Linked DNA regions of Homo sapiens: region 1 is linked to region 2. A link is a loop called in an ENCODE intact Hi-C map of the cell type or tissue named here. Cell type or tissue: heart left ventricle. All regions are shown on one strand. Links, peaks and the distances in the headings refer to the core of each region. The heading gives the core; the rest is flanking DNA.

Region 1 (8,584 bases), core at 2,087-6,086, 630 kb after region 2:
AGTCTCGATCTTCTGGGCTCAAGCGATCCTCCCACCTCAGCCTCCAAAGTTGCTGGGAGCACAGGCGCATGCCACACATTGAGCTAATTTTTGTACTTTTTGTAGAGACAGGTTTTGCCATGTTGCCCAGGCTGGTCTTGAACTCCTGACTCAAGCAATCTGCCCACCTCAGCCTCCCATAGTGCTGGGATTAGAGGTGTGAGCCAGACTTCTAAGTCTTATTTAAAAGACTCATAAGGCTATAGCTGCCATAGACAGTGATTCCTCTGATGAATTTAGGCAAAGTAAATTGAAAACCTCCTGGGAAGGATTCACCATTCCAGATGCCATTCAGAGAATTCAAGAGAGGAGGCCAAAATAGCAACAATAACAGGCATTTGGAAGAAACTTATTTGAACACTCATGGATGACTTCGAGGGGTTCAAGACTTCAGTGGAGGAATTAACTGCAGATACGTGGAAAGTGCAAGTGAAACTAGGATAAGAAGTGGAGCCTTAAGATGTGACTGAATTGCTGCAATCTCGATAAAACTTAAATGCATGAGGAGTTGCTTCTCATGAATGAGCAAAGAAAGTGGATTCTTGAGTTTATGAAGATCATCACTCACATCACTTCACCCCTGGTGAAGATGCTGTAAACATTGTTGAAATAACAACAAAGGATTTAGAATATTATATGAACTCAGTTGATAAAGTAGTGGCTGGGGTTGAGAGGATTGAATCCAATTTGAAAGATGCTCTACTGTGGGTAAAATGCTATCAAACAGCATTGCATGCTACAGATAAATCTTTTGTGTGTGAAAGAGTCAATCAATGTGGTCAACTTTACTGTAGTCCTATTTTAAGAAATTGTCACAGTCATCTTAACCTTTAGCAACCACCAATCTGATCAATTAGCAGCCATCAACATCGAGGCAAGATCTTTCATCAGCAAAAAGATTACAACTTTCTGAAAGCTCAAATAATTGTTAGCATTTTATAGCAAAAAAGTATTTTTTTATTTAAGGTATGTACTTCCTTATTTTTTATTTTTTGAGATGGAGTTTTGCTCTTGTTGCCCAGGCTGGAGTGCAATGGTGCGATCTCGGCTCACTGCAGCCTCTGCCTCCTGGGTTCAAGGGATTCTGCTGCCTCAGCCTCCTGAGTAGCGTAGCTGGGATTACAGACAAGTGCCACCAAGCCTAGCTAATTTTTGTATTTTTAGTAGAGACGGGGTTTCACTGCGTTGGCCAGATGGGTCTCGAACTCTTGACCTTGTGATCCGCCCACCTGGGCCTCCCAAAGTGCTGGGATTACAGGCGTGAGCCACCTTTCCCAGCCAACATATGTACTTTCTAAAGACATAATGCTACTGCACACTTAATAGACTACATTATAGTGTAAACATAACTTTTATATGCACTGGGACCAAAAAACTTGTATTACTCGCTTTACTGCAATATACACTTCGTCGCCGTGGGCTTGAACCAAACCTGCAGCATCACCTAGGTATGCCTGTATCTAAAAATGTGGAAGTGGCTTTGGAATTGAGTAATGTGTAGAGGCTGGAATAACTCTGAGGTGCTTGATAGTAAAAGCCTGGATTGCCTTGGTAAAAATACGGGCTTTGCAAGCATCGTAGAATCCCAGGGATTTTAATATTGCAAGAGCAGAGAAGACATGTTGCATGGGATTAAAAAAATGAGAAGTAAGTAAACATAATGGTTTTACATGCTATTTAAAGTACAACATTAGTACAACAAATTAGCATCCCTAATTTAAGAGGACTAGTGTAAGAAAATGTTATCATTATTGCCATAGCACTATTGGAGTTAACATTACCTTGGAGCAGATAAACTTTTATTAAAATGCAGAAAGCCAGGTCACAGACTGTATTCTCTTCCTCATTTACTTATACTGATTGGACAATTCAGGCAGTGTAGATGAAAAGTGGATTCTTTATAGTCAGATGAGTTTGAATCTGAGATTGTCACTTAATGTAAGCTTGGACAAGTAACAGCCTTTTTGCCTCAATTTTCTTGAATAATGGATTAATTTTAAGGGTTATAATTTCTGTGCTAGGTTTCACTTTCCTATTTTTTTTTGGACGTAGGATCTTGTTGTCACCCTTGTTGGACTGGTCACCTTTGTATCTTCCCACATGTAGCATAAGTGCCTTCTATATATTGTAGGCTCTACCAAAAGTGTTTTTGGAATGAATCCTACTTAATTCCATTTGTATCCAAGTTTTCCAACCAAATCCCCACTTCAAGGACTTTCCATGTGCTAGTTGCCTTTTCTAGAATGCTTTTTTCTCTTCTCTAGCTAATTTCTAATCAAACGTCAGGTCTGAACTTCCTTGAGAGATTATTTATTTATTTACTTATTTTTTGAGATGAAGTCTTGCTCTGTCACCCAGGCTAGAGTGTAGTGGCGCAGTCTCGGCTCACTGCAACCTCCACCTCCCAGGTTCGAGAAACTCTTGTGCCTCAGCCTCCCGAGTAGCGGGATTACAGGCACCCGCCCCTATGCCCAGCTAATTTTTGTATCTTTAGTAGAGATAGGGTTTCACCATGTTGCCTAGGCTGGTCTCGAACTCTCGACCTCATGTGATCCTCTCGCCTCGGTCTCCCAAAGTGCTGGGATTACAGGTGTGAGCCTCTGCACCCAGCCCCTTGAGAGATCGTATGTGAAATCCTAGTTATATGCTCACAAAACACTGCAGTTTCAAATCAAAGCATTTATTACAACTGTAATTAAATAACTGTTTAAGGTCTCCCCACCTGCTAGATTTCTTTATGAAGGCAAGGATGTTCAGCTTATTGTTGCATCCACTATGCTTAGACAATATAGGCTAAATGTTGGTTGTTGGCTATAATAATAGCTATTATGGACATTCAAATAAATTTTTGAATGAATAACCCTGAGCAATTCTGTTTCTATTGGTGCTGTGACATTATGTACAAAAGTACATGAAGGCTGCTTGGTGGTTCCCATATTATTGACTAGACATAAACACTGCTTTTCTTCACCATATTATAGCAGGCTATTTCCTCATGTTTATGTTTCAGCCAGTGACAACTACAGATCCCAATTGGCCATGCTGATGTTAAACGTTAAAGGATGGCTGCCAATGAGAATTGTGCGCCGGGCAGGAACGTGCATCATGCTTGGGCGTGAGAAATGAATCTGAGACCAGGTAGGTACTCAGAGAGGTATAATCCGAGCACAGCCATCACATCCCAAGCTCATTCAGTGAGCTCAGGTCTCACCAGTCCCTGCTCTGTCTTGCTGTTACTTTTGACAAGTAACTTTGCTGGGGTTCGGTTTCCTTGGCTGCTAGACTTCTGTGCACCTTCTGTTTATCTGAATAAACTTTCACCTCATTGAACTGCTGTTGCTCAGGTCAGCCTTTGGCGTCTCCTATACTTCCCAGGGATATGAAATGGGTCCCTCAGACAAATACTCGGTCTGAAGATGAAACGAGGGCAGAACTCAAGTCGCAGATTTGTATCATGGATAAACACTGAGTACCAAGTTAGTACCAAGAAGTAGGAACCACACTGGTGCCTCCCGCTCTCCTCCGCACGTGCACAAACCCTCAACTGCCCCTAGGAGTTGGTCATCTGGCTTCTCTGGGGTAACAGCCACATCCTCCATAAAGGGTCAGGAGCCCCAGCCTCCAGAGACTCCAGACAGTTTTCTCAAGGACGCGAACATACCCTCCCCGACGGCATCGTACCCACCCCTTCCCGGGCCCTGTCACCTTGACTGCCCGTCCCATGGCTCTCCTCACCGCGGCCGCTACCTCCAGAGCAGTCGAGTAGCCCCGCCTCTCAGCAACCAATCAAAGACTGAACTGTTTCCAGCCCCCTGTAGTCGCGTTACTAATGCGCCACAACGAATCACTAGGCAGCATCTCCCTTTTAGCCCCGCCCTCCTCCAAAGGACGGAGGAGGCGTTTGCTAAACGGGCGTTTGCTAAAGGCGTTTGCTAAACGGATGGGAACTGGTAAAATCGCGAGGAGCCGCAGAGCCCAATTACTGGCCAGAAGAGAACGGAAATCACCTGGACGCCATGTTAGTTAGGGGCACAGTCACTTCCGGCGCAGGGATCGTCTGCTAGGCGGACTAGGTTTGTATATAGTGGATGGCGTCGGCACCCGCGTTTTGTTACCTCCTGTTTAGGGTATAGGATCGTCTGTAAAAGAACCTTTATTTTAACGTTTCCCAGTTGCGACTATCTCTTTGGAAATGTGCATAAATAAAAGCCAAGTCCTAACAGCTGCAGCGGGCATTGATTGGAACACTGACTCCTAAAAATTTTATGCGTATATTCTCTCATTTATTTCCATAGAAGGTGAGGTTAAATTACTCGCTGAAGTTCGCACATTTAGTAAATGGAGATCTGGGATGCAAATCCGCTATGCCTGACCGTAAAGCCTAGTTTTACCCTTTACATTTTGCCTATTCAGCTCTCTCTACTCCTTGGTTTTGCTGATAAAGAGGTCAGAAATGGGTAATTAATCAGCAGCATCATAATTAGAAACAATCATAAGTATTTAAGTGCGTTTCAACTTATGACCTTGCAAGCATCAAGAAAAAACTCTGTAGTCACGTTACTAACGCGCCACAACCTTTTCCTATTGTTCCTATTGCATAATTGTTCTCCTTCCCTACCCGTGTAGCCTTTCAGGTTAACTTTTAGGTAAAATTGACTTCTTATTAAAAATGAAAGATCTGGACCAATGGATTTCCAAGGCCCTTTTCTTTCTCTGTGATCTATGTTATTCTAAGGAATTATTGCAAGTCATTCTGAGAATAACAAGATAATCGATTTTTTAAAATTAAGATGCATTCGATTTGCAGAACATTTAACGTAATGAAGCGATTAAACCAAGTATACTGGATATTGTCTTTTATCTGAGAAACAATAAACTAGATGATCTTGGACCTTGCATTGTGTTTTCTGAATGCTGACGGTGATTTAAAAGATACCCCGTCCCCGCTCCCCCATTTTCAGTGTAGACTCATAGTGCAGCTTCCTGAAAATTCATAACTTATTGTGATGATTTCTTGCTAGCTACTGTCCTGAATTCAGTTAACCAAAGTCCCTCATCTGCTGATACTTTAAAACAGTTCTATAATGACAGAATCAGTTCAGTTCTGTGGCTCCTCTTTTCTTAAATAAATCTGCATGTCTCCTTTAACTGTTCCACATATGAGGTGGGCTCTTCACTATTCTAGTTGTTCTGGGAACATGGCCTGGTTTGTCTTGTCACCCCAAAATAATCAAAAGGCTAAGGATCCAGTTAAAAAGGTTTATTCAACTGTAAAGTGTAAGGGCAGTCATATGGGAACATGTAGACACCAAAGAATGCTGATCAGTGCTTCCAGCGTAAGGAAAATTGAAGATGGTTTATATAAGACAAAATGGAGATGCCAAACAGAATTACAACATTTTCCAAACAATGGATAACATCCAGATTTAAGATCTGATTGGCTAGTATTGATTACACTCTAAGGTGGTTGCTTAATATTCTATCGTAAAAAAGTAACAATCACAAGGGTCTACAGCTCTAATATTATGTAGTCCAGGTTTGAAACGAAGAATAGGGAGTCTGATTAATGTATAACATCTCAACACAAAGGTCGGGAAGCAACAATAGTCATGCACCAGAGAAGAAAAACAGCTGTATTACATGACTCAGTTTTCAAGGCTTAACTTTGCCCCCTTGGCTTAATAAATTTGGAAGGTTCTGAAATTTCATTGTCTTTTTAAAGTTTGCATCTCAAAGTATAAGTCGCAGAACTGAACAGGAAATTCCAGCATGTTCATCATGTAAGTTCACAGAGCTATGTAGTAGGCAGAATAATGGCCTCCAGAAGATAACTGTTGAGATTCCGGAACCTCTGACTATGTTATATATGACAAGAGGCTTTGAAGATGTCATTAAATTAAGTATTTTGAGATGGGAAGATTATCCTGGATTGTGTGCTGGACTCAGTGTAATCACAAGGATCCTTATAAGTGAAAGAAGGAAGCAGAGTCAGGGAGAAGTTTGAAGATGTTCTGCTGCTGGCTTTGAAGATGGAGGAAGATGGAGGAAGGGGCCACAAACCAAGCAAGCCTCCTCTAGAAATTGGAAACGGTGAGGAAATGATTTCTTCCCTAGAGCATCCAGAAGGAATGCACCCTTGCCAACACTTGATTTTAGCTCAGTGAAACTCAATTTGGACTTCTGACTTACAAAATGCTACCTGTTTTTGGCTCCTTCCATTTTCTTTTCCTTTTTTTTTTTTTTTTTTTTTTTTTTTTGAGAAGGAGTCTCCTACTGTCGCCCAGGCTGGAGTGCAGTGGCATGATCTCAGCTCACTGCAAGCTCCGCCTCCCTGATCTCAGCTCACTGCAAGCTCCGCCTCCCGTGTTCACGCCGTTCTCCTGCCTCGGCCTCCTGATTATCTGGGACTACAGGCGCCTGCCACCACGCCCAGCGAATTTTTTATATTTTTAGTAAAGACGGGGTTTGACCATGTTAGCCAGGATGGTCTCAATCTCCTGACCTCGTGATCCGCCTGCCTTGGCCTCCCAAAGTGCTGGGATTACAGGCGTGAGCCACCGCACCTGGCCCAACTCCTTCCATTTTCAAAGCCAATAATGGAGCTTTTTTTTTTTTTTCGAGACAGAGTCTTACCCTGTTGCCAAGGCTGCAATGGCATGATCTCGGCTCACTGCAACCTCCGCCTCACAGGTTCAAACGATTCTCCTGCCTCAGCCTCCCGAGTAGCTGGGATTACAGGCTCCTGCCACCATGCCCAACTATTTTTGGTATTTTTAGTAGAGACAGGGTTTCACCATGTTGGCCAGGCTGGTCTCAAACGCCTGACCTCATGATAGCCCACCTCGGCCTCCCAAAGTGCTGGGATTACAGTCGTGAGTCACCACACCCGGCCGAGCATTTTCAAATCTCAGACTCTCACCTCTGCCTCTGTGGTCACATCTCCTTCTCTTACTCTCACTCTTCTGTGTCTCTCTTTCACTTACAAGGGCTGTTGTGATTACTTTGGGCCCACCTAGATAATGCAGGAACCTCCCTATTCCAAGATCCTTAACTTAATCACATCTACAAAATCCCACTTACCATGTAAAGTAACATATTCACAGGCTCCAGGGATTAGGACATGGGCATCTTCTGCCTAGCACACTGAGTTTGCGTGATGCCAGTCAATAAGGTTGAAATGGAAAGAAATGAGGTAGAAGCAGCAGCAATGGGCCTGATCACACAGGGCCCTATAAGCCAAGGTAAGGATGTTGGATTTTATTCTGTGATGTTATACACTAGCATATTACCAGCAGGAGAGTGACATTATGATTTATATTTTATAAAGATCATTTTGGGTGCTGTGTGGCAAATTAACTACAATGGAAGCAGATAGGTTATCCAACTAGGAGCCTTTCAAAGTACTCCAGGAAAGAGATGTTAGTAGCTTGGATTAGAGTAGTGGAGATAGAGGAGATAAGTGATTAGATCCTTGGTGATGTGTGTTGAAAGTACAGAGAGAAGGTTTAAGGATGATTTCAAGGCTTTTTGGCTGGAGTGACTGGGTGAATGGTGGTACAGCAGATACAGAATCCTGCAAAAGGAGGTTTTGGTTTGTTTGTTGTGGAGGGAGTCAAAATAAAATTGCAGTGCCTGGTAGCCATCTAAGTGGAGGTGGTCAATAGGCTGTAATGTATGTCACAGACCAGTCTGGAATTAAGGGAAGAGGTAGGTCAAGAGACAAATACTTGAGAGTCACTACTCTATAGATGGTAAAGCCTTCAGATGGAATGAAAGCTGACCATGTTATTTATTATCCAAACCAGCACACATTTTTTTATTTTGACAATTTCAGACACATAAAAGTTGCAAGAATAATACATAGAATTTGCATATGCCTTTCAGTCAGATTCTCCAAATGTTAACATTTTATTGTAATTGCTTTATCCTTTTCTATTTCTCTAATTACCTATAGACAGACACTTTTTCTCTGAACTATTTGAAAGTAAGTTGCGGACATGATACCCATAGCCTTAAATACTTCAGTGGGTTTTTCCTACAAAGACATTCCCTTGTATCAGTAGTTCTTAAAGTATGGTTCCCGGGCCAGCAGCAACTGTATCACCTGGAAAGTTAGAAACCTAACTTGTAGGGCCCCACCCCAGATCAACTGATTTTGACAATTTTTCTGTGGTTATGAAAGGAAATTAACATGACTTCAAAACTATTATCTAATTTATAGGCATTATTTAGATTTTACGAATTGTCCCAGTAATGTCTTTGATAGCAAAAGTACCAAATGGACACTTTTGAGATTAAAGGCAACCACATTCAATAATTTTGCCAAGACAAGGGTAGTAATGTAATCATAAAAGGCAGCTGAGCTCACATCTGTAATCCCAGCACTTTGGGAGGCTGAGGCGGGTGGAACACCTGAGGTCAGAAGTTTGAGAACAGCCTGGCCAGCATGGGGAAACCCTGTCTCTACTAAAAATACAAAAATTAGCCAGGTGTGGTGGTGCGCGCCTGTAGTCCTAGCTACTTGGGAGGCTGAGGCATGAGAATC
Region 2 (4,000 bases), core at 1-4,000:
AATATGTTAATATCTTAATCATCAATAAATAGTGCAATAACTTTAAATACTTATTTACTGTCTCCTCACCTAGAAAGTTAGCTCTTTTTTACTTTGGATCCCCACTGCCTAGAACATAAATGATTGTGGAAAGAATATGTTACTATCTTAATCATCAATAAATAGTGCTTTAAAAAAGTCTTGGAACATTGAAACTCAGTATTTTGGTTGTTGACAAATTCTCAAAGAGATATAAATTCTGCCTATTACTTTTTCTTTTCTAAATATCTTCAGACCCTTATTTAGAGCATAAACTCTAGCTGCAAATCAGTGGGAGTTGGTAGCCACTTAAAGAAAATAAAATTTAATTTGTATACCTAATTAAATGAAATTCTCAAAAAGTATTTGTTTTTTGAGATAGGGCCCCCCTCTGTTGCCCAGGCTGAAGTACAAGTGGCACTCACTGCAGCGTTGACTTCCCACACTCAAGCTACCCTCCCACCTCAGCCACCCGAGTGGGACCACAGGTGTGCGCCGTGACCACACCTGGCTAATTTTTGTTTGTTTTTGAGACGGTGTCTCGCTCTTGTTGCCCGGGCTGGAGTGCAATGGCACAATCTCGGCTCACTGCAACCTCTGCCTCCTGGGTTCAAGCAATTCTCCTGTCCCAGCCTCCCAGGTAGTTGGGATTACAGGCATTCGCCGCCACCACGCCGGCTAATTTTTTGGAGACGGGGTTTCACCATGCTGGTCAGGCTGGTCTTGAACTCGTGACCTCAGGTGATCCACTCGCCTCGGCCTCCCAAAGTGCTGGGATAACAGGCGTGAGCCACAGCGCCCGGCCACACCTGGCTAATTAAAATTTTTTTTTTTTTTTTTTTTTTGTAGAGACAGGGTCTTACTGTTGCCCAAGCTGGTTTCGAACTACAGAGCTAAAGCGATCTGCCTGCCTCGGCCTTGCAGTGTTGCGATTACAGACGTGAGCTACCACGCCTGCCCAAAGTATTTTTATCCAGCCTTCCAACCATATACAAGTTATTTCCTAAATTTCTCTGAGGATTACATCCCATTGTACGAGCTTCCTCATCCTGGAGGGGGAGTGAGTGAATGGATGGGGTTGCTGAAAATTTATAAGATTAGTTTGATACAAACTCTGATATATTTTGGTTCCATGGGTTAAATAAGACTGTGAGGTCACATGTGAGCAATGTTTTTCTTTTTTTAGAAAGCGTTTCTTCCCTGTAACTTGACTAAAATTCCACAGTTCCTCCCGTCTTCATACCTAAACATTAAGATAGATTTATTAAAAATCTAAATAATTAGCGTAAAGGGTTAGATATCTGTACATATATGTCTTTAGGCTTCCTGACTTCGTTGGTTTCACCTGATTTTGTTGGTTAACAAGGAAACAGCCTAACTCCTGAGCCTCCAATCGCTAGCTCTTCCAAGAGACTAATTCCCGGTGTCAGGGTTCTAGGCGCTAGTACAAACTGCCCGCAGTGCCTGCTCGAGGTCGTCTTTGCGGGGAGCCATGGCTGTGGCAGGGGTCCCGGCAGTTTCCTTCACCAGTCCCTGTGAGCCAGCCCCCGCGCTGTCCAGATCCCAGACCTCTCGCGGGCCGGCGCAGCCTTCTAAGGGCGGTCCTGGGGTCCTGGGCTCAAAGTCCAGCCTTGGCCGCGGCCCCACGGGTACGCTTGTGGGCCTTCCGTGCTCCAGGAGCCGCCAGACTCTGCCCGGCGCGGAATGGAGGTGTGAAGCCGCAGAAGCTAGGGAGGGGCTGACAAGGAAGAGTCGGTTGCCCGTGGTTCCCTACGCAACTCTGTGGGTGCGGGGAGTCGAAGCCTTCTGCACTCCAAGGCTCCTGGCATCGTCCCCGCGCCACCCCGGCGTACCCTCTGATGGTCGCTGACAGCTTCACAGGGGAAGATCGAGACTGACCCTTCTCCCGCTACACATCCCTAGCCACCTTCCAGTCCTGTCCTCTCGGCTCACGCCCCGCCCCTGCCACGTGACGGGACCCGCCAGTGAGCCTATGGGAGGCAGCTCCGCCCCACGCCCCCACCTTGCCCCTTGCTCCGCGCGCCGCCACGTGATGCGGCCCCCCTCCAGCCAATGAGTGCCGGCCTTGCCTCGCGCCCCGCCCCGCGCGCCGTGGCCGTTTGAAGTGACTAATTTCTGTCATATGACTGAGGCGCCCATGGGGGTGGCGGGGCGGCTGTAGGAGCAGGGGCCTAGCAAGCGCCCAGCGGAGCGACCCCTGCCTGGCCGTGGCTAGCATGGCCCCTACGCTGTTCCAGAAGCTCTTCAGCAAGAGGACCGGGCTGGGCGCGCCCGGCCGCGACGCCCGGGACCCAGATTGCGGGTTCAGGTAGGGCGCTGTGGGGCGGGGGTCGCGGAGCCGATGGCCTTGTGGGCTCCGGGCTCCAGGGGTGTTGGGGCCTTCGGTGTTCCGACCCGAGCGGAAGCGCCGCGCCGAGAGCAGCATCTGGTCCTCGGTGGGGTGGAGCCGGCTGCGGGCTAGCGCCGAAGGGTTGGAGCGAGGTCCTACCTTTTATTTTACCCCACCCGCCTCGCCGTTGCCCCTTCCCCCTCCTCCCGTCGGTTTGTTTACGACCTGCCCCCAGCCACGCGCGACTCTGCTCCTCCGGACCTAGCACCGCGGCCTGAGACTTTGGGTCCACACGCCTTCCTGGCACCGAGTAGAGTTGGGCGCGGGCTGGATTGGACCTCAGCCGCCGTACTCCGGGCCGCGAAGTTCTCCCCTCCTCCCCGTGACCAGTTGTCCTCCGGGCGCTGCGTTCCAGCTCCGTTGGCGTTGTGGAGAGAGCGGCACGTTTGGCCAAGCTTCTGAGTTGAGAGAAGGCTGGAGGAGCGAGTAGGCAACGTGCCGTTCTTTCAGGTTTCTTGGACGCTAAAATTGGAGGTGTGCAGTAACCGGACCGAGCGACCTTAATGTTATCGAAGGAGAAATGTGAAACTTGAGTTTAGGGTTACTGCCGAAGGAAGACCAAATTGAATGAAATCTGGCCTTGGAATTGGCTGTAGATTCTTCCTCCTCGAATTGTTACTGAAAAGGAGTCTTAAAAATTGAAAATGTTAGTAGAGCATTTTGTAGTGTTACAGGCTTTGTTAATTTTTCATTGTAGTACCTGTTGCTGGCAGAGTAACTTTTCAGAATTGTAAGATTTGATATAAACCTGAATTCAAGGTAAAATTTAGTCGTTAAACTGCACCTGAGGAGATTATGTCCAAACAGCCTTTATACGTATTGCAGTGTGGAAACTTGCAAATATAACTAGGCTAAATGTCAAATGCCACACGTTTTAAACTTGGTAGGATAGCAAAGAGCCCAGTTGTACAACAATAGTAGAAACAAAAAAATAAAATAAAAATAAAAAAAGAGAATCTGTCAAATTTTGGAACAGGCGAAGTTGCCACACTGGTTTAAGAAATTTTGCTATTCTTAAAATTATTCACTCTCTCTTGCTAATGCAGGTCTCATCAGGAAAAATTCAGTAAATGCATATGGAATTGAAGAGGTTTTTCTACGTATCTGTCTTTTCCCCTGAAAAATAAATGTGTCATGCTCATCTGTCTCTCTTTAAACATTTCTTTAGTGTTTTTCCTTTGAAAAATGAAAGTGCAGGTTAGATAATACTACATTGAGCCATCTAGTAACTCAAGCGACAATAGGAAACAGGTTCCGATAGGATATTTAAAAGGTGGCATTTGAATAGACAACTGCTTTCTATTTCTGGACAAAGATTGACTTTGGGTACGTAGGTTTACAAGGCTCTCAAGTCACTCATATGAAAAAACATTTTCACGTCTGGTTTTCAAAAATGTAAAGTCTACTACATAGTTGCGTAATACTATTTTACAGTTACCAAAGAACTTTCTCATCAGTTATCTTATTTGATGTTTCACAGCAATCTTACGAGATAGAGCAAGTAGCAGTGCAGATAACTATATACTTTTGCCAGTGGAAGTAAGAATTATCTGTAAGCCCAATAACTGCAGT

What was found. Peaks named below come from ENCODE experiments on the same cell type or tissue, not always from the same donor. Only the 100,000 strongest peaks of a DNase experiment are listed, where the experiment ranks them.
Region 1: it touches region 2 in a loop (7-fold over the local background); 14 of 110 quality-filtered maps call a loop at or near these places.

What each region holds. Positions count from the first base shown.
Region 1 is chr5:131,166,199-131,174,782 of GRCh38, reverse strand. LYRM7 (LYR motif containing 7) reads right to left here and starts at 3,839. Exons shown (of 5, transcript NM_181705.4): 1 at 3,745-3,839. The coding sequence starts at 3,762. RefSeq lists a silencer at 3,016-3,065 and an enhancer at 3,976-4,165. In heart left ventricle, for the core only: a CTCF peak has its summit at 3,863; a DNase peak (open chromatin) is centred at 3,922; H3K4me3 peaks cover 2,103 bases; H3K27ac peaks cover 1,010 bases.
Region 2 is chr5:131,795,177-131,799,176 of GRCh38, reverse strand. FNIP1 (folliculin interacting protein 1) reads left to right here and starts at 2,160. Exons shown (of 18, transcript NM_133372.3): 1 at 2,160-2,347. The coding sequence starts at 2,256. RefSeq lists silencers at 1,957-2,216, 2,267-2,546. In heart left ventricle, for the core only: a CTCF peak has its summit at 2,231; DNase peaks (open chromatin) are centred at 2,056 and 2,676; H3K4me3 peaks cover 3,074 bases; H3K27ac peaks cover 2,815 bases.